Regions from separate parts of the Mus musculus genome. Here region 1 is linked to region 2. The links are chromatin loops, found by intact Hi-C in ENCODE. Cell type or tissue: gastrocnemius. All regions are shown on one strand. Each heading gives the region's core, and the rest is flanking DNA. Links, peaks and the distances in the headings are about the cores only.

Evidence for each region. Hi-C counts contacts between places; a loop is a spot of excess contacts. Peaks named below come from ENCODE experiments on the same cell type or tissue, not always from the same donor. Only the 100,000 strongest peaks of a DNase experiment are listed, where the experiment ranks them.
Region 1: it touches region 2 in a loop (7-fold over the local background); 13 of 42 quality-filtered maps call a loop at or near these places.

Annotation. Positions count from the first base shown.
Region 1 is chr7:6,931,608-6,942,529 of GRCm38, forward strand. Usp29 (ubiquitin specific peptidase 29) reads left to right here. Exons shown (of 8, transcript NM_001360502.1): 4 at 50-215; 5 at 993-1,076. Among named protein-coding and RNA genes, the nearest start is that of Zim3, 40 kb to the right of the region's middle. In gastrocnemius, for the core only: CTCF peaks have their summits at 5,716 (motif pointing left) and 9,315 (motif pointing right); DNase peaks (open chromatin) are centred at 5,125, 5,706 and 9,399; H3K4me3 peaks cover 218 bases.
Region 2 is chr7:7,272,222-7,283,143 of GRCm38, forward strand. It overlaps Clcn4 (chloride channel, voltage-sensitive 4), which reads right to left. Exons shown (of 12, transcript NM_001357102.1): 12 at 10,088-10,922. It also overlaps a transcript of Vmn2r29 not described here. Among named protein-coding and RNA genes, the nearest start is that of Gm45631, 17 kb to the right of the region's middle. In gastrocnemius, for the core only: a CTCF peak has its summit at 6,263 (motif pointing left); DNase peaks (open chromatin) are centred at 5,604 and 6,141; H3K4me3 peaks cover 1,208 bases; H3K27ac peaks cover 1,145 bases.

The sequences.
Region 1 (10,922 bases), core at 1,869-9,868, 340 kb before region 2:
TCTCAAAGATTTTCATCTTGGTGCATGTGTGTCTTTGTCTCTTTCTCAGTTCATCCTTTTGTAAATTTGTGCCATGCCAAGAAGTGGTGGCTCACTTCTTTAACTCCAGCCCTTGGGAGCCAGAGGCAGACAGATCTCTGAATTCAAGGCCAGCTTGGTCTACAGAGTGAGTTCCAGGACAGCCAGAGCTCTACAGGAAAAACCTCATCTCAAAGGTAAGCAAGTAAGCAAGTAAGTAAATAAATAAACAATAAGCTTATGACATATTTTTTTTTTGACCCAACACTGGAGCTATTGGCCTTGATACTGTCTAACTTGTCCCCTGGTTGATGAAGTTACTATTTTCCATTGTCAATTACCCATGTAAATATTGTTTCTCTTTCTACTTTCGCACAACAAAGATTTATTTACACATTTTTCTCCAGTGTTTGGCTTCACACCCATGAGGGTACGGGTGGGACATATTGTAATCAAGGGGCTGTTAAAAGGGTAGAGGCCTCTGAAGGAAAGACTCAAGAGCATTGTTAGCCTGAGCTCAATCTGACCTTGAGTAAAGATGGAAGGAGAGAGCTTACTCACTCTGTAAAATTATCCTAATCACTCCTCCAGGGGACCAAAGGGTGATTCCCAAGACCTGTAGCGGGGACTCACAGTTGCCTGTAACTCCAACACCAGGGGATTTAATGTCCTCTTCTGCCTTCCTTGGTCACCTGCCCACTTGTGCACAACCACCTATCTACCCCCCCCACCCCCCACATAAATGTTTAAATAAAGTTTGAAAGGGAAGGGTAGGGTAGATGGTAAATCTGGAGGAATTACATTGGGGAATGAGTATGACCAAGATAATTTGTATGCATGCATGGCATTCTCATTTTACTTTTTAAAAATCTTACACTTGTAAATATGAGTGGACAGGCACATGCCATAGGCCACACGTGGAGGCCAGAGGACAACTTGCAGGAGTCAATTTTTTATTTTCTTCTACTATGCAGGTCTTGGAGGTGGAACTTACATCGTCACACTTGGCTGAAGGCTCCTTTATCCTCTGAGCCACCTCACTGGCCCCACAAATCCAGGTTCAGTAACCACCGATTACTGTTTCCTTAGTTATTGCATGCGAGATGACACATGATGGCTTTCTGGCCCCACATTCCTGGATGTATCTCTGTTAGAATTCTTCTCTGAGTCTCTGTTTTCTCTTATCCCACCTTAATTGCTTCCATGCTGATTTTGCGGGTTTTAACGTAATTAAGGGCTTGTTTACAATTTGCTACTTTCAGAACCTGTCTTCTCCCGAGCAGCTCACATTCTGATTCTGGATCTTTGCAAGCTTCTTGACACTTGAGAAAAAGAAAAGCCCCCCCTGCTTTCCAGACACAACGAGACATTCTAGTCTCCTGTTTCCCTGCCCTGCCCTGCAGTTGACTAATTATCCACAGAGTTCCAGGTCCCCTGTGAGTAGAACACAATGTCAAAATCAAGATCTGAGCCCTGGGTGTGCCTTTTTTATTTTCCATGTTTTGGGGAATACCGAAGACTGTAGGATTTTTATAGAAAGAACGAGACGATTTGTTACTTTTTTACGCTTTTAAGAAATTATTCCATTTTGTTTCATTTTGTGTGCATTTCTGTGTACGGAGGGGTTCTGCATGAGTGCCCTGGCCTCATGCGGAGGGCTGAGGACAGCCTGTGGGAGTTCATTCTGTCATTCCACAGTGTGGATCCCAGGGGCTGAACTGAAGTCATTAGTCTCAGCTGCTAGCGTCTTTACCTGTTCACCTACTTCCCTGCAGGAGCCTTTACTGTTGACTGTTCAGGGCAAGCGTCTTTACCTGTTGACTCACTTCCTTGCAAGCGACTTTACTGTTGACCCATTTCACTGGGACCGCAGTTTTAACTTGTTTTTGAGACTGTCTCAGGTAGCCCAGACTGCCCTGGAGTCTAGACTTTAGTTAAGGAAGATTTTCATCTCCCAAACTTCCTGCTTCCTTCACTGGGACACGTTTACACTTTTAGGAGACCACTCAGGTCTCCCATATGGAAAAACTTAAGTGCTAAGAAAAGTTTCCAAAGATACAACTTTTCCAACCGCACCCTTCTCCATTTCCAAATTGGGTGAATTTAAAGGACATCTTACAGCCAGGTAAAATAAGCAAGATACAGTGACATGATGTCACTTACTGGCAGGATCTAAAAACATGGACTCATTGGAGCAGACAAATGGTAGCTACCACAGCCTGGGTTTGGGGGTGATGGGGGTTAAGGAAATTGATCAAAACCTCAAATCTGCTGGGCATGGTGGCACACGCCTTTAATCCCAGCACTCGGGAGGCAGACGCAGCCAGATTTCTGAGTTCAAGGCCAGCCTGGTCTACAAAGTGAGTTCCAGGACAGCCAGGGCTATACAGAGAAACCCTGTCTGGAAACAACAACAAAACAAAACAAAAACAAAAACAAAAACAAAAACAAAAAAAACCAACCAAACCAAAAAAAAAAAAAAAAAAAAAAGAAAAGAAAGAAAGAAAGAAAGAAAGAAAGGAAGGAAGGAAGGAAGGAAGGAAGGAGGTGAGGTGTGAGGTAGAATCTCAGGGTTGTTTTGATTTGCATTTCCCTGATGATTAAGGATGCTGAACCCAAAAAAACAAACAAACAAACAAACAAAAAACCCAAAAATGGTTCCACTTTTTCTGGGTGTGGTGGCGCATGCCTTTAATCCCAGCATTTGGGAGGCAGAGGCAGGCCGATTTCTGAGTTCGAGGCCAGCCTGGTCTACAAAGTGAGTTCCAGGATATCCAGGGCTACACAGAGAAACCCTGTCCTGAAAAACCAAAAAAAAAAAAAAAAAAAGAGAGAGACAATGGGGACTAGAGAGATGGCTCATTGGTTAAGAGCAATGACTGCCCTTCCAGAGGACTCGGGTTCAATTCTAAGCACCCACATGGTAACTCACAGTTGAGATGGGTCAGTGGTTAAGAACACTGACTGCCCTTCTAAGAGGGGTTCAGTTCCTAGCACCTACATGACAGCTCACAATTGTCCCTAACTCTAAGATCTGACATCCTCACACAGAAATACATGTAGGCAAAACACCATAAAATTAAAATGCATAAATTATTTTTAAAACTACATGATAACAATAAATGTAATTCTAAAATATTTTTAAAGGTACTATGCCCACCAGAGGGATATATGGCAAAGTTACAGTGGAGCAGCAGGAACAGGAGAAAAACATGGTCGTTAGTGAATTACACTGTGCAAATACAGAGCCTGGGCTTGTGGAGAGAAGGCAGCCAGAGTGTTTACCATTTCCCTGGCAGCCAAAAGAAAGCTCTACTCTCAAATCAGCAGCGGAATTTTCCACTGAGCTAAAGGCCAGGCTTCATTCCGGGAGTTATATACCTCCCTGTGTAATTAAGGACGGAAAAGGTCTCGTTTAGACATAAAACAATGTGGACAGTCTTCTGAGACTGTCTGTTTAAAGTCACATCTGTCTAAAGAGCCATCTGGCTTGCAAATTTCCCCTTGATTGTATCCTTCATTTTCATCCAAATTTTGAGAGCTGACAACATTGAATTTTATAATTTGCAGGCTTTATTGCTTCAGGGTGGGAGGGTTGGGAGGGTGAGACAGGGTGAGGGTCTCACTTGGAGCCAAGGTTGGCCTGGAATGATGTGGCCTAGGTTGGCTTTGAACTCTCAAGATCCTCTTACCTCAGCCCTGTAAGGCTGGAGTTTCTAGGTGTGAGCCACCATGCCTGGCAATTTAATTCTTAAGAAGTGTTTATCAGTGTCTGGTAAAAAAATCAGTGTTTAGTGGGATAGTTTATGGAGTTTACTTCTTTGATACAGTTTTAACTAAAAAAGAAGCATTTTATATTATAATTTTGAGTTCTTTTTTAATCATTATCACCATTACTAGGTTTAGGAGTTGGAGATGTTTTTGTTGTTGTCCTTGTCTTGAAACAAAGTATCACTATGGAGATGCAGCTAGCCTCAAACTCTTGAGATCTGCCTCCCTCTGCCTCCTGAGTGCAGTGAGCACCACCACCAAGGCTATTTGGGATTTTGAAAAGATGTGGTTCTACAAAGTCCACGCTTGCTTACAACATCAAATCCAGAATGAAATCTGGCAAAAACAAAACAAACAAGAGCCGGGTGGTGGTGGTGCACACCTTTAATCCCAGCACTTAGGAGGCAGAGACAGGCAGATTTCTGAGTTTGAGGCCAGCCTGGTCTACAAAGTGAGTTCCAGGGCAGCCAGGGCTATACAAAGAAACCCTGTCTCGAAAAACTAAAAAACAAAACAAAACAAACAAACAAACAAACAAAAAAAGAAACAAAGGGAGGGGGAGGCAGGCAACTCTTTGTGAGTTTGAGGCCAGCCTGGTCTACAGAGTGAGTTCCAGGACAGCCAGGGCTACACAGAAACAAAACAAAACAAAACAAAACAAAACAAAACAAAACAAAACAAAACACCTTCTCCAGATCAGTTCACACAAATTGTAACTCTTTGTTTTGTCTGTCTGTTTGTTTGTTTGTTTTTTCCTGATGTACTCCCACAGTTAGCTATTTTGTGGCTTCTTTCTTCTTCCAACAACCTTGTATCTTCATGGGAGTCGCCCCGGTGTCTTTGGCACAGAGCAGACTTCTTTAGTGTTTGGTACCAATATCCACACCTGATCTCTGCTCTGCAGTTTGCTCGCCATTCGAACACAAAGTCTTAGAAGATGGGGTTTGAAATCCACAGTATTTGGCAGGATTGCCCGAATTGGAGAAACTCAATGAACTTTTTTGTTTTTTTTGTTTTTTGTTTTTTGTTCTTTTTTAATTCTTAGGTTTTGTTTCCCAAGTACTGGGAGTTGAGCATAGAACCTGTGCTTAGAGGAAAGTGCTGCAGCCACAAGCTGCATTCTAGATTCATTTTCATTTTTGAGGTAAGGTCTCATATAGCTTGATTTTATTTTATTTTTTATTTTTTTGGTTTGGTTGGATTTTTGCTTTGTTTTGAGACAAGGTCTTACCACCTAATCCTAGCTAGCCTTGAATCCATTACGTAAATCAGGCTGACCTTGAACTCAAAGAGACCTACCTGCCTCTGCTTTCTCATTACTAGGCATAAATGGGCATGCCGCCACATCTAGCTACGGGGATAAGCTGGTTTGGAATTCCACAAGTAGCTAAGGATGGCCTCAAATTCCTCCTTCCAACTCTTAAGTGAAGTTGAACTATAAGAATTATATATATTTACAGTACACAACATGGATGCTCTGATATATGTGTCAATCAAACTATTGACAAACCATCCCCTCTCCATGGTGAGAACATTTAAGATCTGTCCTAGTGACTTCCAAGTAACATTACCATTAAATTGAATTGTTACACTGTCCGAAAGAACATGCAAAAGAAGAAATGGGAGCCCAGAAGCCAAAAAAAACCTCCACCCAATGACACACAGGCCGGTGTGAGATGCAGCCAGAGTATAAACTCAAATCCTCACGCCCTTGCTCTCCAGCCCTGCTGCTGTGCTGGCCTCCTGACACTTGATAGGTAAGTGCAGTCTGCTCCCCGGCTGCCTCCTTCTCGAAGCTCATCTATCCTTGTCCCTGTAGGGTAAATGCTTTGAAATATTTTAGAGCAACTGCAGCAACATCTTAAGAGGCCCGATTTCCCTAGTCATGCTCAAACTGTTTTCATCAATATCCTATGTGCGCCACCTGCTGGCCGATGACTGCAGTTACTGATGAACGGCCTTAAGGCTCTAGAATGTTCCAAAAATTCGATGAACGCAGAAGTCCCAGCACTGAGGACGGGTCTGTGTAGCAGGTTCTAGGGAAGCCTATGTTACATGAGAACCTCTCTAAAAAGTCAAATAAGCTGGGAATGTGGATCATTTGATAGATTGCGTGCCTAAAAAGTGCAAAGCCCTGGGTTCAATTCCCAACAAGGCCTAATCCAATCCTGGGGAAGGAAGAAAAGAAAGAAAGAAAAGAAAAGAAGGAAGGGAGGGAGGGAGGGAGGGAGGGAGGGAGAGGGGGGGAGAAGAGAGACAGAGACAGAGAGAGACAGAGAGAGCCAAGGTCATCCTCAGCTACAGTGAGTTTGAGGGCAGCCTAGCTCAGACTAAATGAGACCCGGTCTCAAAACAAAACATCAAAGAAGTTCCCTGGGTACAGTATACACCCATACCTTTTTAAAAATTCCTCTCCTTCCCAGGTTTAAACATAAACAATGCCTTGTTTTGTATTTTCAATACAGGGTTTCTCTGTGTAGACCTGGCTGTCCTGGAATTCACTCTGTAGACTAGGCTGGCCTTGAACTCAGAGATTTGCCTGTCTCTACCTCTCAAGTACTGGGTTTTAAGGCCACCACTGCAGAGCTATTAGACATAAACAATGTCAACCAGTACTCCAAAGGTCCCAATGACAAACCAAGATAACATATCACCGAAGTTTATTGGGCTTGCTTGCTTGCAGAGCATAGGTGAGGGTTGTCCATAGGGACGTGGATGCAGAGACGAAGGTCCTATGTGTTCCAGCCCCTCCCTTAGGTCACATATACTCTGGAGAGAGTCCTGTGATGCTTCCCACCCCTCCAATGAGAAGAAGAAAAACTGTCAAGGGGGCCCCTTTTGCATGGTGGTGGCTGCTGAACTCCCCATGATGGCAGTGGCTCGGCTCAGAGGCTAGACACACGCACTGCTCTCCCGAAGTCATTCCTCTGTGTACTTCTGTCTTCTGATCTCTTGGGTCGCCAGCATGCTGGATGTGGGCCTAATCCTAATTCTGACAACACAGGATTTGGGCAGCTGGGGGAGTGCAGACAGTTTGAAGGGGCTCTGGCCAGTGTGGTGAGTGCAGCTCTGGCAAGCCTTGCCCTTCTCCTCCATTCCCTCTGCCTTGCTAAAACCCCTTAGACTACATTCCTAAAGCTAGCCTCCAAGGTCTAGTCCCTTATTTGGCCACTTGCTCCTCCCTAGTCTGACTACCAAGGTCCAGCTATCAAAGTATTAAAGTCCAGCAGTCAAAAGCCCCCTTTGGCTCACCTAATAAACATGCCCAATTAAAATTAAACACCTCATCCTAGCACAGGGTTTCCCCTTTACCTTTATAAACTGTCATGCTCCTCGGTGCCACGTCTGTTTCCTTCAGAGGCAGTCCTTTGTTCCATTGTCCTTTGGGACAAATATCCCTATAACCTCTCCCTTCTTCCCCATCCTCTGCCTCCTGTGTCTCTCTTACTTCCCTGCTCCTTTGTGCTTAGAACTTGGTCTTGGGGGTCCCGAGATGATGCTTTTCCTTTCAGTAGCCATCCATCTCTCAATGGTCTGGTTACACAGTGCCTCTTGGGAGATGTCTTAACCTGACCCCAAACTCAGCCTGAGACATCTCCCCTAACACCTGCTGACTTGGCCCAGCTCCCTCCTCAGCCCCAGAAGTAGCACCAGATTCTCATTTTAAATACATTCCAGGGTCTACAGACAGATGTGCTGAGAGGAGGATTTGAGGAGAAATATCCTTTGTTAATGTCGTCCGCTCACCATGGGAGAGACTGGGATAGGGATCCAACAATGACCTGTAGACGTGAGTTTCTTCATTTGGAAGGCTGTAGCTGTCTGGTATGGTGGCACATGCCTTTAATCTCCACACTCAGGACCAGGTGGATTTCTGTACATTTGAGGCCATCTTGATCTAAGTAATAGCGACTTCCAGGGCTACACATGAGACCCCCCGCCCCCCACCACCACCTGGCCTCAAGTACCAGGCACACATACATATATGCACGCAAATACTCATACACATAAAATTAAAATAAAATAAAGAAAGTTTTGTTTTGTTTTTAAGAATCAACTAATCAAGGTTCATAGGGGCTACAGAGACTGACGTGGCAGTCAAACAACCTCTATGGGTCTGCACTGGGCCCTCTACATATATGTTATGGTCGTGTAGCTTGGTGTTCTTGCGGAACGCTTGAAGATGGGAGTCAGGGGTGACTCTGACTCTTTTGCCTGCTCTTGGGACCCTTTTCCTCCCACTGGCTTGCGTAGTCCAGCTTCATTCAGCCCTGATAGGAGGCTTTGTGCGTAGTTTAATTGCAACTTGGTATGCCATGTTCCCTCAGTTTTGCTTTTGTTGTTTGTTTTTGAAGGTAAACAGGAAGAGTGGATCTGGGAGGAGAAACTGTGGCCAGGATATAATGTCTGAGAGAAGAATAAAAGAAAAAAAGAAAGGAAATTAAAAAGAAAAAAAGAAGAAGAGGTATCCAAGCTTAGAGGGGGGAGGGCTAAGGAGGTTAATTCAGGGACTAAATAGAGTCTAAAGCAGTAGTCAGGAAGATAATCGCATTGTCCCACCCTTCCTTGAGGCTGCTACGGATTTGGAGTTTAGCAGATTAGTGGTGGGTAGGAAGGGTATAAGGCAGTGGCTGCCTCTGGGATACAGGAAGTTCTGTTGCCTGCAAAGCAGTGAACTGTCAATGGATGTTTGTATGTTTCTCCTCTCCCACTTCCCCAGAACCTCCCCCTCCCACCCCATCTCTCTAAGCAGAGATAGTTCAGTAACTTACTGGCTGGGCATGGTGACATACACCTTTCATCCCAGCACTCCTGAGACAGGAGCAAGAGGATCTGTGAGTTCCAGGCCAGCCTGGTCTACATAGTGAGTACCAGGATAGCTAAGACTACATTGAGAAACCTTGCTTCAGAGAGAGAGAGAGAGAGAGAGAGAGAGAGAGAGAGAGAGAGAGAGAGAGAGAGAGAGAGAGAGAGATTAAAACAGAACTTACAGACCTTGTGGAGGACCCAGGCTCAATTCCAAGTACCCATAGAGTTCCAGGGGATTCTATGCCCTCCTCTAGCCTCCCTCCAAGGGAGGACACTGCACCAAAGTGATTCATAGAACAAGCAGGCACAGCACCTATACACATAAAATAAAAATAAATAAATCTTTAAAAACATAAAAGGGGATTTCTGAGACAATAGATTTAATCAGATAAGCCTGTCAAAATACGTTTCCATTTTAAGTCAGAAAGGCTGGAAGAAAAAAAATGGAAGAAAAAAAAATACAAGAATCAGAATACAGCGTGAACAACCCAAGTATACTTACCTTTAACTTGAACTTTTACAATTCTGCAATGTATCTACATACATATACACGTGGAGATTCAATTAAGAGAAGTAAGAAAGACCACTACATAGTGAGTGGAGCTAAGGCCACGCAGATATGTGCTTTTTCTGAGTCACTGATGTCTCCAAATGCCTCCAAATACCTGCATTCCTGAAGGCTTGGTCTTAACTGAGCCTGTGAATTTCTGTAGCAATTGCTACTTGCTGCCACCAGATGGCGGTAGACACCGAACCAAAAAAAAGGCACCCCCCCCCCAGCATGGCGCGCGCGCGCGCGCGCGTGTGTGTACACGTATGTACATACATGTGATGTATGTTTCTCTTTTATGGCTTGTTTCATTTTGAGGCAGGGTCTTATGTGGCACAGGCTAACCCTGAATTTACTGCGTCTTAGCCTGAGGTGATCTTGAAGTCCTGATCCTCCACTTGCAAAGTAATAGGCATGCTTCATGGTGTCCAGTTTTATGCGCTGCTAGGTAGCGAGTGCAGGGCTCCCTGCAAGTTAAGCAACTGGGATATATCCCCAGATCTATCATTTTGCTTACTGGCTGACAAGTCAAAAAATGAATCTAGAGCTGGACAATGGGGTGCCGCACGCCTTTAACAGAGGCAGGCAGATCTCTGAGTTCCAGGCAAGCCTGGTCTACACAGGGAGTTCCAGGATAGTCAGGGCTACACAGAGAAACCCTGTTTTGAAAAACCAAACCAAACCAAATAAAAGAACAACAACAAAGAATCTAGGAGGCAAGAGAGATGTGTCAGTGGTTAAGAGCAACATGTTGCTCATATAGATGGTTCCAGGTTCAGTTTCCAGTACCCACGCAGCAGCTCACAACCATCCATACTTCCATCCCAGCGGTTAAATACCCTCTTCCCATGGTGCACATACCTCCATGCAGGCAAAACACTCACACACATAAAATAAATCAATCTAAGAAAATTCAGTGAATATATATTGTAGCGATACTTGTTAGAATTGCTACATTAAGCCGGGTGTGGTGGCACACACCTTTAATCCCAGTACTCGGGAGGCAGAGGCGGGTGGATTTCTGAGTTCCAGGCCAGCCTGGTCTACAAAGTGAGTTCCAGGACAGCCAGGGCTATACAGAGATATACAGAGAAACCCTGTCTCGAAAAACCAAAAAAAAAAAAAAAAAAAAATTAAGCTGTTTTCATAGGCATCGCCCCATATACCTATTTGTGTGTGAAAAGACTTAAAATATGCTTTCTTAGAGGCTTTCTCATGCACTTTTATCTTTTATTTTTACCTGAATACCAACCTCTGCTGCCGTTTTGTTTTGGTGGTGGTTGCTGCTGCTCTTGTTTGAGACAGGGTCTGACTATCACGTAGGCTTAGCTGACTTGGACTACGGTGTGCACTAGACTGGCCTTAACCTCCCTCCCAGAGATCATCTTGCCTCTGCCTCCCGAGTGCTGGGACTAAAGGCTGTGTGGCGTGGTTGTTTCTGTGGTGCTGGGAATGCCTCCCAGGACCGTGTGCGCGCTGAGCAGGTGCTCTACCCATGAGCTACATTTTTACCCGCATTTCTTGACTTTGTGTAAAAGAACGTTTTAGATAGGCAAACACTGAGTAAGGATGTTTCAGTCAGGGATGGAAAGCTTTCAGCTCCGTTATTAACTTTTTTTTCTTAATTTATTATGTATTTTCCTCAATTACATTTCCAATGCTATCCCAAAAGTCCCCCATACCCTCCCCCCCTCCCCACCCACTCCCATTTTTTTGGCCCTGGCGTTCCCCTGTACTGGGGCATATAAAGTTTGCAAGTCCAATGGGCCTCTCT
Region 2 (10,922 bases), core at 1,967-9,966:
CACGGAACCTGAGACTGCGGTACATAGGGAAGCAGACTACCCGGGCCTGACCCGGGGCAAAAGCCCCTACTGCTCCATTCGAGCCCCGGGCTTCCTTGCCAGCGGAGTTGCCCGACACCAGCAAGGGCCCACACAGGATTCCCCACGGGATCCTAAGACCTCTAGTGAGTGGAACACAACTTCTGCCAGGAGTCCGGTTCGAACACCAGATATCTGGGTACCTTCCCTGCAAGAAGAGAGCTTGCCTGCAGAGAATACTCTACCCACTGAAACTAAGGAGAGTGCTACCCTCCCAGGTCTGCTTATCGAGGCTAACAGAGTCACCTGAAGAACAAGCTCTTAACAGAGACAACTATAACAGCTAGCTTCAGAGATTACCAGATGGCGAAAGGCAAACGTAAGAATCCTACTAACAGAAATCAAGACCACTCACCATCATCAGAACGCAGCACTCCCACCCCACCTAGTCCTGGGCACCCCAACACACCCGAAAATCTAGACCCAGATTTCAAAACATTTCTCATGATGATGCTAGAGGACATCAAGAAGGACTTTAAAGTCACTTAAAGAATTACAGGAGAGCACTGCTAAAGAGTTACGGCCCTTAAAGAAAAGCAGGAAAACACAGCCAAACAGGTAGAAGTCCTTAAAGAAAAACAGGAAAACACATCCAAACAGGTAATGGAAATGAACAAAACCATACTAGAACTAAAAAGGGAAGTAGACACAGTAAAGAAATCCCACAGCGAGGCAACGCTGGAGATAGAAACCCTAGGAAAGAGATCTGGAACCATAGACGCCAGCATCAGCAACAGAATACAAGAAATGGAAGCGAGAATCTCAGGTGCAGAAGATTCCATAGAGAACATCGACACAACAGTCAAAGAAAATACAAAATGCAAAAGGATCCTAACTCAAAACATTCAGGAAATCCAGGACACAATGAGAAGACCAAACCTACAGATAATAGGAATTGATGAGAATGAAGATTTTCAACTTAAAGGGCCAGCTAATGTCTTCAACAAAATAATTGAAGAAAACTTCCCAAACATAAAGAAAGAGATGCCCATGATCATACAAGAAGCCTACAGAATACCAAATAGACTGGACCAGAAAAGAAATTCCTCCCGACACATAATAATCAGAACAACAAATGCACTAAATAAAGATAGAATATTAAAAGCCATAAGGGAGAAAGGTCAAGTAACATATAAAGGAAGGCGTATCAGAATTACACCAGATTTTTCACCAGAGACTATGAAAGCCAGAAAGAAGAGCCTGGACAGATGTTATACAGACACTAAGAGAACACAAATGCCAGCCCAGGCTAATATACCCAGCCAAACTCTCAATTAACATAGATGGAGAAACCAAAGTATTCCACGACAAAACCAAATTCACACATTATCTCTCCACGAATCCAGCCCTTCAAAGGATAATAACAGAAAAGAAGCAATACAAGGATGGAAATCACGCCCTAGAACAAGCAAGAAAGTAATCCCTCAACAAACCAAAAAGAAGACTGCCACAAGAACAGAATGCCAACTCTAACAACAAAAATAAAAGGAAGCAACAATTACTTTTCCTTAATATCTCTTAATATCAATGGACTCAATTCCCCAATAAAAAGACATAGACTAACAGACTGGCTACACAAACAGGACCCAACACTCTGCTGCTTACAGGAAACCCATCTCAGAGAACAAGACAGACACTTCCTCAGAGTGAAAGGCTGGAAAACAATTTTCCAAGCAACTGGTCTGAAGAAACAAGCTGGAGTAGCCATTCTAATATCTGATAAGATTGACTTCCAACCCAAAGTTATCAAAAAAGACAAGGAGGGACACGTCATACTCATCAAAGGTAAAATCCTCCAAGAGGAACTCTCAATTCTGAATATCTATGCTCCAAATGCAAGGGCAGCCACATTCATTAAAGAAACTTTAGTAAAGCTCAAAGAACACATTGCACCTCACACAATAATAGTGGGAGACTTCAACACACCACTTTCATCAATGGACAGATCGTGGAAACAGAAACTAAACAGGGACACAGTGAAACTAACAGAAGTGATGAAACAAATGGATCTGACAGATATCTACAGAACATTTTATCCTAAAACCAAAGGATATAACTTCTTCTCAGCACCTCACGGGACCTTCTCCAAAATTGACCATATAATTGGTCACAAAAGATACAAAAATATTGAAATTGTCCCATGTATCCTATCAGACCACCATGGGCTAAGACTGATCTTCAATAACAACATAAATAATGGAAAGCCAACATTCACGTGGAAACTGAACAACACTCTTCTCAATGATACCTTGGTCAAGGAAGGAATAAAGAAAGAAATTAAAGACTTTTTAGAGTTTAATGAAAATGAAGCCACAACATATCCAAACATATGGGACATAATGAAAGCATTTCTAAGAGGGAAACTCATAGCTCTGAGTGCCTCCAAGAAGAAACGGGAGAGAGCACACATTAGCAGCTTGACAACACATCTAAAAGCTCTAGAAAAAAGGAAGCAAATTCACCCAAGAGGAGTAGACGGCAGGAAATAATCAAACTCAGGGGTGAAATCAACCAAGTGGAAACAAGAAGAACTATTCAAAGAATTAACCAAACGAGGAGTTGGTTCTTTGAGAAAATCAAGAAGATAGATAAACCCTTAGCTAGACTCACTAAAGGGCACAGGGACAAAATCCTAATTAACAAAATCAGAAATGAAAAGGGGGACATAACAACAGATCCTGAAGAAATCCAAAACACCATCAGATCCTTCTACAAAAGGTTATACTCAACAAAACTGGAAAACCTGGACGAAATGGACAAATTTCTGGACAGATACCAGGTACCAAAGTTGAATCAGGATCAAGTTGACCATCTAAACAGTCCCATACAACCTAAAGAAATAGAAGCAGTTATTAACAGTCTCCCAGCCAAAAAAAGCCCAGGACCAGACGGGTTTAGTGCAGAGTTCTATCAGACCTTCAAAGAAGATCTAATTCCAGTTCTGTACAAACTATTTCACAAGATAGAAGTAGAAGGTACTCTACCCAACTCATTTTATGAAGCCACTATTACTCTGATACCTAAACCACAGAGAGACCCAACAAAGATAGAGAACTTCAGACCAATTTCTCTTATGAATATCGATGCAAAAATCCTCAATCCAAGAACACATTAAAGCAATCATCCATCCTGACCAAGTAGGTTTTATTCCAGGGATGCAGGGATGGTTTAATATACGAAAATCCATCAATGTAATCCACTATATAAACAAACTCAAAGACAAAAACCACATGATCATCTCGTTAGATGCAGAAAAAGCATTTGACAAGATCCAACACCCATTCATGATAAAAGTGTTGGAAAGATCAGGAATTCAAGGCCCATAACTAAACATGATAAAAGCAATCTACAGCAAACCAGTAGCCAACATCAAAGTAAATGGTGAGAAGCTGGAAGCAATCCCACTAAAATCAGGGACTAGACAAGGCTGCCCACTTTCTCCCTACCTTTTCAACATAGTACTTGAAGTATTAGCCAGAGCAATTCGACAACAAAAGGAGATCAAGGGGATACAAATTGGAAAAGAGGAAGTCAAAATATCACTTTTTGCAGATGATATGATAGTATATATAAGTGACCCTAAAAATTCTACCAGAGAACTCCTAAACCTGATAAACAGCTTCGGTGAAGTAGCTGGATATAAAATAAACTCAAACAAGTCAATGGCCTTTCTCTATACAAAGAATAAACAGGCTGAGAAAGAAATTAGGGAAACAACACCCTTCTCAATAGTCACAAATGATATAAAATACTTTGGCGTGACTCTAACTAAGGAAGTGAAAGATCTGTATGATAAAAACTTCAAATCTCTGAAGAAAGAAATTAAAGAAGATCTCAGAAGATGGAAAGATCTCCCATTCTCATGGATTGGCAGGATCAACATTGTAAAAATGGCTATTTTGCCAAAAGCAATCTACAGATTCAATGCAATCCCCATCAAAATTCCAACTCAATTCTTCAACGAATTAGAAGGAGCAATTTGCAAATTCATCTGGAATAACAAAAAACCTAGGATAGCAAAAACTCTTCTCAAGGATAAAAGAACTTCTGGTGGAATCACCATGCCTGACCTAAAGCTTTACTACAGAGCAATTGTGATAAAAACTGCATGGTACTGGTATAGAGACAGACAAGTAGACCAATGGAATAGAATTGAAGACCCAGAAATGAACCCACACACCTATGGTCACTTGATCTTCGACAAGGGAGTTAAAACCATCCAGTGGAAGAAAGACAGCATTTTCAACAATTGGTGCTGGCACAACTGGTTGTTATCGTGTAGAAGAATGCGAATCGATCCATACTTATCTCCTTGTACTAAGGTCAAATCTAAGTGGATCAAGGAACTCCACATAAAACCAGAGACACTGAAACTTATAGAGGAGAAAGTGGGAAAAAGCCTTGAAGATATGGGCACAGGGGAAAAATTCCTGAACAGAACAGCAATGGCTTGTACTGTAAGATTGAGAATTGACAAATGGGACCTCATGAAACTGCAAAGTTTCTGCAAGGCAAAAGACACAGTCAATAAGACAAAGAGACCACAAACAGATTGGGAAAGGATCTTTACCTATCCTAAATCAGATAGGGGACTAATATCCAACATATATAAAGAACTCAAGAAGGTGGACTTCAGAAAATCGAACAACCCCATTAAAAAATGGGGCTCAGAACTGAACAAAGAATTCTCACCTGAGGAATACCGAATGGCAGAGAAGCACCTGAAAAAATGTTCAACATCCTTAATCATCAGGGAAATGCAAATCAAAACAACCCTGAGATTCCACCTCACACCAGTCAGAATGGCTAAGATCAAAAATTCAGGTGACAGCAGATGCTGGCGAGGATGTGCAGAAAGAGGAACACTCCTCCATTGTTGGTGGGAGTGCAGGCTTGTACAACCACTCTGGAAATCAGTCTGGCGGTTCCTCAGGAAATTGGACATAGTACTACCGGAGGATCCAGCAATACCTCTCCTGGGCATATATCCAGAAGATGTTCCAACTGGTAAGAAGGACACATGCTCCACTATGTTCATAGCAGCCTTATTTATAATAGCCAGAAACTGGAAAGAACCCAGATGCCCCTCAACAGAGGAATGGATACAGAAAATGTGGTACATTTACACAATGGAGTACTACTCAGCTATTAAAAAGAATGAATTTATGAAATTCCTAGGCAAATGGATGGACCTGGAGGGCATCATCCTGAGTGAGGTAACCCAATCACAAAAGAACTCACACAATATGTACTCACTGATAAGTGGATATTAGCCCAAAACCTAGGATTCCCAAGATATAAGGTAGAAGAAGGAAGGAGAAGGGAGGGAGGCAGGGGGAGAACCAGGATAGGGGGACAGACTGACGCAGAGACCCGAGCTGCGCGGGCCATGGCAGAGGCCAGGCAGGCCGGGATGGAAGCAAACAGGGAAGCTTGGAGAGAGACAGACAGACAGACCCAGGGGCGACGAGGCACACAGGGAAGCCGGGACGGGGCCTCGCGGTCGGAAGCGGACTCGGGCTTGGTCCCCGGGGAGAAGGAACGAGGGAGAAGGAGGGAGAAGGAAGGAGAAGGAAGGAGAAGGAAGGAGAAGGGAGAACCGGGGGCTGCGGGACTCGTGGAAGCCGGGATGGGTCCCTCGATGGCGGACGCCGACGCCAGGCAGCCCCGGGTGGAAGGGAGGAGGAGGAGGAGGAGAGAGAGACTTAGAGTCAGACAGAGGGACAGAGAGAGAGACTTAGACACAGAGACAGAGAGACAGAGAGAGGCTCTGTCCCTGCACTCCTACAGGTACAACCTGGAGCAGCGGACGCGGACCTGAACCCCCGTCTGCCCGGGGACGCCGCCGCCACGGCCACACCGCTCGTCTGGAACCACGGCTGGCCTTCGGGTCCCAGATCCGTCCCCACGAGGCAGAGAACCGGGGGTGCACTTGCGCGTTTTTCGCCACCGGGTGGCCCCGGAGATCGGCGCTGGGCCCTAGACGCACTACAGCTCCCATGAGCGCCTGGGCCCGACTTCCTGTCCAAAATGGAGGCACTTCCTGTATCTCACAAAGTACAACCTCCCGGGGATTGACCGATGGAAAACGCGACCGCCTCGCGGGGTCGGATCCACCAGCCTGGCCGGCTTCCCCTCACCCTGGCCGGGATGAAGCAGGCACATCCGACCCCTTGGAGGAAGTTTTTTCCGGCGTGCTCTCTGTCGCCACCTGGTGGTGACAGAGAAGAATGCGGTCATCGTGACCGTTCGATTTTCCTTTTTTCAAATGACACTTGTTTTTGGTTTTTGATACTTTTTAAAAGAATCTACGTGCACATTCATTTTTCTTTTATTATCATTGATGGCTCACCACTCTTTGCATATGTGTGAACCCAGAATATGTCAACCTATATATACATTAAAGTGGTTTCAATTTTAAGATTGTAATCAATTTATAAAGGGTGGTTAAAGCTACTGTCACAACTTGACCACACTGTAGAAAGTCCAAATATAAGGTATTTTCTTAGTATAAGAAATGAAGTAAGACATTATAGTATATTCCCATTAATACTAGCACAAAGTAAGCAAATGCAAGAGGAGCATCATATGTTTGGGTTAGCCCGACTTACATAAGGAGCACCAGGCAAGTCTGAGATACAAAGTAAGACTGCATCAACAAACCAAAAACACTCTACTCTTAATTTTATGTTACTGGATATGTAAAATAAAACATAAACTTCTGACCAAATATACATACCATCCCCTCTTCCAAATTTCTATCATTTTCAACTTATACAGAGTGTCAGAGCGTCAGTATCTTAGGGTCTGTGTCTGTATGTCCTCTCTCTCTCTCTCTCTCTCTCTCTCTCTCCCTCTCTCTCTCTCTCTGTGTGTGTGTGTGTAAATGTATATGTGTGGTATATGTACTTGTTTGTGCACTTATATGTCAAGGTCAGAGGTCAACTTATGAGTCTGCGTGCATTGTTAACTACCTTTTTTATTTTTACACACCCTTTCATTGAGCCTAGAACTCATTGATTCAGCTAGACTGGACTAGAGCCAATGAGCTTCAAGCAACACTCTTATTTTCTGATCCATGTACCTCCTAGTGCAGGTGTTGCAGATATGCAATACCACACACAGCTTTTATGACAGTGTTGGAGATACCAACTCACAATTGCACAGCAAGCACTTTACCTACTGCATCAGGGACACAGTTCCCAGAGTTGTTCTTATAGGGTTATCCGAACTCTACAAACCAAGGGAGCATTGTTTACAGAGACTAGGATGTAAATAGGGCTCCTTTGATACTGTACCCTATGAACATTCACAGCAACTTAACCTTTCACTCTTTTATTAGACATTTAATAACAGTCTAGCATTTCGTGTTCTCTTAGCAAAGTGAATTTTTCTACAGACAGGATGTGAAATTTTCTTTGAAAAAAATCCATCACCAGGTAAGCAGAAAAATATTTGTTCACTCCATCTCCATCACACTGAAAAAGGAGGCAGGAGAGAGTGCTCGGAAAGGAAGCCACAGCAGCCTCTCCTCAGAATTATGGAGCCTGTGTAAAGTGACAATGCACACAAAGGAAGAAAGCATGTTGCCATTTAACTGCAGCATAATGAAGTCAGGTCATGCTGTACTACCCAGTAGTTAATATGAAGAAAGCTGCATGTGTTCAAGGGTAGCCATGTTGGCTCCATATAGTGAACATATTAGGCTATTTCTGACCACACTGGGCTTTAAGCAGTCTAGGAAATATGGTAACTTTCTGGAGTTAGTTTCCTCATCTGTCACATTAAGAGGGTGAGTAAATATTGTTCCCTCCCCTTTGTGTCACAGGAACATCTACAAGAGGGAGGAAAGCAGACAGAACGCCCTATGAAAGCATGTTAAATAACAACTGGAGAGTGGATGCTTGAATATGGATAAAGCCAGGAACAACTGTGACTATAACTCAAGCTGCTTGGGACTCCTTGATTTTGGCTGTGTGTGTGTGTGTGTGTGTGTGTGTGCATGCGAGCAATCCTCCTGTTTCAGGTTCCTGTGGGTTAGGATTACCAAACATATACCAGCACACTTAGCAAAATCTATGTTTACAATGACTTACAATTCAGTAAAATTGAACTGAAGCTGTTTCATGGAACAAAAATGGTGCTCAGCCCAATCTGCCAAGCTGAGTTTCTGTCTCGGCATCAATCAGCCTGTACTGCTATAACAAAATGCCACAGATGTGGTGGTTGAATTAAAGTGTAAGAGCAAGGAATCAGCAAGGCAAGTTTCTGTAAGGTTTATCTCCTAGGATGAAAGACAGATGGGCACTACTATGATCCTGCTGTGTCTTTAGATGGCCTCCTCTCTGTATAGATACTTTTTGGGTTCTTCCAATTTTTTAAGGACATTAGTCCTGCTGAGATAAGGATCTACCCAAATAACTCCATTTAACTTTATGGCTCATGCCATAAAGGTGCATGTCCTACCCTCAACCGCCATAACTTTAGGGTTGGGGCTTCACCATAGGAATTTAATGGGAACCAATTCAGTCTTTACCAGGATTCCAACTGTCTGTGTTGGGCAGCAATGATAAAGCAATTTTCTCTGAATGCTTCACTTTCCACATCACGTGAAATTCTAAAGCTTGTACAATGTGTAGACCTGAATTAAGTGAACTTAGTGTTTTCTCCATATATTGGTCCAATGTTCAAACAACCTGAAGGAAACAAATATTGTCAGTGTTCTTGAAATGAAATGCTAGCTTCTGTCAGGAAGCCATCCGAAGACTTTGGTCCTGGAAAGAGGGAGGAACATTACTGGGTAAAGATGTGTATTTCACCCTCATCTCCCAGTTCGTATCAGACCACCAAGTGAATGGGATACAGAGAATGTCCTCAGAGTTCAAAACTAGGGGCTTTCATCAAAGTGTCAAAGAGCAGGGCAGTGCGTTTCCCTTGGGAGCTTATTCAATGGCAAATAAGTCCTTGAGAGAGGAGCTCCCTGGGAAAAAGGCAGTCTCCACAGCACACTCCCCATTCTTGCTCTTAACCTGCCAGTCTAAGCACAGCTTTGATCCTCAACCCCACATTAGAGGATCATCTTGCAAATGAAAAGAAGCCTGACACATTTCAGTCCAGTCACACTTTGAATAATTTCATTGAGTTCTGAGCACCTCCAAGGTACACTGTAGGAGAAAGACACAGTGCTTTCACTTCCCCCTTGGTAACTTTGGCCCAGAGTAAACTTATCCCCTTTTCTTCCTCCATGGACTCTGCTAGATTAAAAGGGAAGTATGTGGTTTTGCTGTCCTTTGGCTATGCTTCTCCTGCCATGCATTGTTTTTTAAGCTATTTCACACACACACACACACACACACACACACACACACACACACGGGATTTGAGGTCTTGTGGATTATAGAAGGCCAGGCTGTGACTAATACTCTCCTTCCATTACAGAGCAACTCTGAGGGGAGCCACCTGGACCAAAGAAGGGGACCACATGAAGTAATCTTTCACACTTAGAATTTACAGTTCAGGAGAACCCAGCTTCACTTACAAATGTTCCATCCAAAACCTACTAACAACCCTAAAATTAGGATCTACTACTTAATAGTTCCATGCTGCGAATGAGACAATGAACCAAGGCTTAAAATCTCCTCTATTACCTGGATATTTTCACACTGATGTGTCTATTTAGTGCTATTTCAGAGGGAGTAAATTAGTTACAGAAACAAATACTTGAAACTATAATTTTCCACAGTTGTCAGCATGGTCTGACTTAAAATGTTTGCTTTCCGGAATATATAATTCTTGTAACAATGAGAAGATTCACAGACCCCTCCTGTAGTTAGGGTTGTATTTAAAATTAAGATTCTGACTAGGCGTGAGAAGTGGACTCAGCTTACAAATGAGGTTTCTCTCAAATGTGACACAATGGATAAGACACCAAGCAGTTATAAGAATGCTTGGAGGGGTGTTTGGAAGGGTTATCAAGCATGAGAGAGTAAAAAAGACACCAAAGACAATGGCAGGGACATGATGTTGGAATTTAATATGACAGATACCAATCCCACTTCCCTATCCACAGAATCGAAATTCCATCCAGAAAGTAATGTGTTATAATGTATAGCTAAAACAATTTTCCTTCCTGTATTTACAGACATCTAGGCGAATGGGGCATATAACAGATTTCCAGCCAATGGTTGTATGCTGCGCATCTCTGGGAAAGATATACACATTCATCTTCGTACTCGCCTCTCCCCCTCCTTCCCTCACAGAAAGTAGACATCGCACCTGGCATCTGGGCAACAATTTTACAACTATGAGGCAGTAAGCCAGAGGACAGAGAATAAGAAGAGGGAAAATGAAATACCAGAAGAATTTGGAACCCTGGCAATAGTGTAGAGACAGTCCTGGACTGGCCATGTCCCAGGTTTCTTAGGTGCACTGTCAGGATCTATTACATACAGTCAAGTGCACATACGTGATTCAACGATACCCAATGACAGTAAGATTGAAAAGGAGGAGGATGACTCAGTGAAAAGTGAGGGGCAAAGATGAAGTGAAATGGCAAGTGACACAAATCTTACACAGATCATGCGATGGGCCTGAAACACTAATTCCTTCCTGAAGAAAAGACAGATGTGCAGAATTTAAAGAATAAAATTGCCATTAAGTTCAAACACAAAGAGACCCAGTGCTTCAATTGGCTGTATAAAATGTGACTCTGTCCCGCGCTGTGATTGCTAGTTTGAAAGTCCATGCTTAGGCGTTAAAACTGGACATTTTATATCCTACAGGGAAGAGAATGGAACAGATTTAGAATCAATTTACTATTTCTCTTGTAATCCATTTGGAGGAGT